2 separate regions of the Homo sapiens genome follow, and region 1 is linked to region 2. Evidence: read pairs that join two places in POLR2A ChIA-PET (ENCODE). Cell type or tissue: Panc1. All regions are shown on one strand.

The links. Peaks named below come from ENCODE experiments on the same cell type or tissue, not always from the same donor. Only the 100,000 strongest peaks of a DNase experiment are listed, where the experiment ranks them.
Region 1: POLR2A ChIA-PET joins it to region 2 with 5 read pairs; 6 of 35 experiments call an interaction of 5 or more read pairs at or near these places.

The regions. Positions count from the first base shown.
Region 1 is chr12:122,487,612-122,490,111 of GRCh38, forward strand. It overlaps ZCCHC8 (zinc finger CCHC-type containing 8), which reads right to left. Exons shown (of 14, transcript NM_017612.5): 5 at 1,775-1,852. Among named protein-coding and RNA genes, the nearest start is that of ZCCHC8, 12 kb to the right of the region's middle. In Panc1, no CTCF peak of the experiment used is centred here; no DNase peak of the experiment used is centred here.
Region 2 is chr12:122,363,642-122,366,141 of GRCh38, forward strand. CLIP1 (CAP-Gly domain containing linker protein 1) reads right to left here. Exons shown (of 26, transcript NM_001247997.2): 4 at 342-466. It also overlaps the pseudogene RPL21P1. Among named protein-coding and RNA genes, the nearest start is that of CLIP1-AS1, 31 kb to the right of the region's middle. In Panc1, no CTCF peak of the experiment used is centred here; no DNase peak of the experiment used is centred here; H3K27ac peaks cover 428 bases.

The DNA of each region.
Region 1 (2,500 bases), 120 kb after region 2:
CTAAAGGTTGAGTTGAAATGTACCTTCTTGTACTCAATTCAATCACTGGTCTTAATTCTGCCACTTGGCACTTTAAAGGGTGATTTAAAATAAGTTTTAGTCTTTTACAAATAACAACCTTTATCCTATTTGTAGAGATGCGACATCCTTTGTAAATTTTTCTTTCAATAAAGTCTGTGGGCTCTTCATCATCCCAGTAGGCCCATATCTCTTTCTTTTTTATATACACATATGTATCTATACATACATATATATATATATTTTGTTTGTTTGTTTGTTTTCTGAGACAGGGTCTTGCTCTGTCACCTAGACTGGAGTGCAGTGGCACAATCATGGCTCACTGCAGCCTTGACCTCAAGCAGTCCTCCCACTTCAGCCTCCTGAGTAGCTGGGACTACAGGTCCATGCCACCACACTTGGCTAATTTTTTTTTTTTTTGAGACAGAGTCTCACTCTGTTGTCCAGGCTGGAGTGCAGTGGCAAATCTCGGCTCACTGCAGCCTCAGTCTCTTGGGTTCAAAGCAATTTCCGTGACTCAGTCTCCCGAGTAGCTGGGACTACAGGTGTGCACCACCACACTTGGCTAATTTTTGTATTTTCAGTAGAGACAAGGTTTCGCCATGACAGCCAGGCTGGTCTCGAACTCCTGACCTCAAGTGATCCATCGGCCTCAGCCTCCCAAAGTCCTGGGATTACAGGTGTGAGCCACTTCGCCCAGCCACACTTGGCTAATTTCTTAAGAATTTTTCATAGAGATGAGTTCTGGCTATGTTGCCCAGGCTAGTCTGGAACTCCTGGACTCAGGTAATCCTTCCACCTTGGCCTCCCAGAACACTGGGGATTACAGATGTGAGCCACTGCACCCAGCCTAAAATTGTGGTATACTAATATGGGATAATACTACATAAACATGAAAACCAGTTTTCCTTCAATATTATAGAATCCACTATTACATTACCTTTTAAAATATTATATGCTGCGCTGGGCACAGTGGCTCACATCTGTAATCCCAACACTCTGGGAGGCCAAGGAGGGTGGATCACAAAGTCAGGAGTTCGAGACCAGCCTGGCCAACATGGTGAAACCCTGTCCCTACTAAAAATACAAAAATTAGCTGGGCGTGGTGGCGGGTGCCTGTAATCCCAGCTACTCGGGAAGCTGAGGCAGGAGAATTGCTTGAACCCGGGAGGCGGAGGTTGCAGTGAGCCGAGATTGCACCATTGCACTCCAGCCTGGACGACAGGGCAAGACTCCGTTTCAAAAAAAAAAAAAAAAAAATTATAAGCTGCAAAATCATACTACTACATTGTATTAACACTAACGAATTTTGCACAGGTATTGAAAGGCTGTAGCCTAAATGTAGGTCATCCCTGTTAACTTCTTCTGTTTTTCACCCACCATTTGAGACTGTCAACACTTTAAATTCCAAATTTGCCATCTGTTACATTAGCTATCTATCCCTCTCAGCTTTAGCCATGTATAAGTTCAACAAGCATGCTTTCTATATCTTCATCCAACTTCTTGAATAAACACAGTGGTTGGTCAATACAAAAACAAAGTTCTCCAAAGTATGTTTACTGTGCCCCAGGTCACAACGCAATCATTATTAAACAGCAAACTGAGGCTAAAGTCCAAACTGCTATTTACCACAAAAAGATGCTGTTATCAAGTGAAGACATATGACTATACTACTTTATCTTTTAAACGCCACCCAGTTGACATAGGATAGGAAACACCTATTGGCTGAATTCAAAACTGAAATGTCCAAACTTACACTGAAAGCTTCCTTGTTGTTTTTAATGGCACAGGACTCTTCCACTTTGTGGTCCTCCTCTAGCACAATACTGGATGGCTAATACAAAGAAAAACACATATTACAACCGGTAACCAATTTTTAACCAGTTTAAATGGAAGTTAGTAAGTTTAGAAATTAAGCTAAGAATGTTTATGAACGACATTTCATGTGGGAGAATGGAAGATGTAAAAGGAGAGCTTCTTCTGAAGCACTAGCATGCACTACAACTTCTTTTTTAACCAGTATTAATTATGCCGCTTTCAACACTTTAAACTGGCAAGGCAGATAACCAGAAAGATCAAAAATATATAGTTTTACATTACTGGTCAATATTGATAATATAACCCTCACAGACCTCAAGCCACTACAAAAGTTTCCTTGAATCAAAAATAATATTCAGTATGAATTTTATTGTTAAATGTATTTTGTTTGCTGAATCTTTAAAAATTGTACAGAATACATAAAAACCAAAGGCAATAAAAAACGTAATCAATCAGAACACTGTTCTCCAAAGCCTGAGGATAAACAGCTAAAGTTCCTTATTTGAGAAATACTACTTACCTTAATTTTTAATAAAAAAAAAAAAGACCCAGAAATCATAACTCTGATTCTCCTCTCTCTCTCTCTCTTTTTTTTAAAACATAAATGCGTGATCTAATATTCACATAGTAAAACTTCTCAGATTTCTTTGGGCACACAATTAAT
Region 2 (2,500 bases):
CCCCGCCCCCTCCCCAGACGCCCAGGTATTCTTTCAGAAGTCAACTCCTATCAAAAGGGAGAGAAGCCAGACAGATAACATGGTATTTCCTATTTTGAAAAATAAACAGAATGCTTGTTCAGAATCTACTCAGACATACTACATGTATTACTAAGGAGACAGTCAAAAAGAACAGCCCCAATTTTAGTGTGGGGAAAAAAAATTAGCAGATGGGTCTTAGGAAATAAAAGTGCCACTCTTCCAAACACAACTTTCCATGTTATGATACACGCTTGGTGAGACTGGCCTGAGCATCGTCACGTACAAGAGTGACACAAGATGTTGCACAACGCCAAACAAACCTTGTTCCAGCAACAGCGCCATCATTCTTCCCAAGTGGCTCATCTAACTCCACGCCACACCACTCCCCCTTGGCAAAGTCGGTCTCCCCAAGAAACCGGACTACACCAGCCTTAGTGCCACCAACCTGGAAGAAGAGAAGGTTAAAATAAAGAGATGAACATCACTCTATAGCTTAATCGTTTGTGGTCCCTACTAGTAACTAGGTACTACATTCCATCATTTCCACCAGCAACTTCTTTGCTTTAGCTTCTCTTTGACTCTAAGAGTTCTCTTGAAGGAAGTCTGGCAAAGAAACTTACCTGGCTGACTTATATTACCAGAGTGATTTGATGCCTAATATGTTGCAATAATGAGACAGCCAATCTAATATGCAGTCATTAAGGCTGTTCACCAAGTTCATTATTGCTTTTCTTAGAAAATACTTTTTTTTTTTTTTTTGAGACAGGGTCTCACTCTGTCATCCAGGCTAGAGTGCAGTGGCACCATCATGGCTCACTGCAACCTTGACCTCCCGGGCTAGGGGATCTTCCCACCTCAACCTCCTGGGTAGCTGAAACTACAGGTGCACACCACCAAACAGGCTATTTTTTTTTGTATTTTTTGTGGAGACAGGGTTTTGCCATGTTGCCCAGGCTGGTCTTGAACTCCTGGGCTCAAGTGATCTGCCCACCTCAGCTTCCCAAAGTGTTGGGATTACAGGCGTGAGCCACCACTCTTGGACCTCACTTTATTTTTCTAACAGAAATGTTCCTGCTTCGCCTTTCGGCCGGAACCGCCATCTTCCAGTAATTCGCCAAAATGACGAACACAAAGCGAAAGAGGAGAGGCACCCGATATATGTTCTCTAGGCCTTTTAGAAAAAATGGAGTTGCTCCTTTGGCCACATATATGCAAATCTATAAGAAAGGTGATATTGCAGCCATAAAAAATGATGAGTTCATGTCCTTTGTAGGGACATGGATGAAATTGGGAATCATCATTCTCAGTAAACTATCGCAAGGACAAAAAACCAAACACCGCATGTTCTCACTCATAGGTGGGAATTGAACAATGAGAACACATGGACACAGTAAGGGGAACATCACACTCTGGGGACTGTTGTGGGGTGGGGGGAGAGGAGAGGGATAGCATTAGGAGATATACCTAATGCTAAATGACGAGTTAATGGGTGCAGCACACCAGCATGGCACATGTATACATATGTAACTAACCTGCACAATGTGCACATGTACCCTAAAACTTAAAGTATAATAATAATAAAATAAAAATAAAAAAAAGAAAGGTGATATTGTAGACATCAAAGGAATGCGTACTGTTCAAAAAGGAATGCCCCACAAGTGTTACCATGGCAAAAGTGGAAGTCTACAATGTTACCCAGCATGCTGTTGGCATTGTTGTAAACAAACAAGGGCAAGATTCTTGCCAAGAGAAATAATGTGCGTATGGAGCACATTAAGCACTCTAAGAGCCAAGATAGCTTCCTGAAACGCGTGAAGGAAAATGATCAGAAAAAGAAAGAAGCCAAAGAGCAAGGGACCTGGGTTCAACTCAAGCGCCAGCCTGCTCCACCCAGAGAAGCACACTTTGTGAGAACCAATGGGAAGGAGCCTGAGCTGCTGGAACCTATTCCCTATGAATTCATGGCATAATAGATGTTAAAAAATAAAATAAAATAAAGGACCTCTGGGCTATTTAAAAAAAAAAAAAAAGAAAGAACTGCTCCTGCTTCAAAACAAACTTGTGGCTGGGCACAGTGGTTCATGCCTGTAATCTCAGCACTTTGGGAGGCCCAGGCAGGAGAACTGCTCGAGCCCAGGAGTTCGAGACCAGGCTGGACAACATAAGGAAGACCCTGTCTGTACAAATAATAAAAAAAATTAGCCGGGCATAGTGGTGTGCGCCTGTGGTCCCACTCCTCAGGAAGCTGAGGTGGGAGGATTGCTTGAGCCCAAGGGTTTGAGGCTGCAGTGAGCCACAGTTGTACCACTGCACTCCAGCCTGGGTGACAGAGTGAGACTCCACCTCAAAAAAATAAAAAAGTAAATAGGCCAGGCACGATGGCTCACGCCTCCCAGCACTTTGGGAGGCCAAGGTGGGTGGATCACCTGAGGTTGGGAGTTTGAGAGCAGCCTGGCCAACATGGTAAAAACCTGTCTCT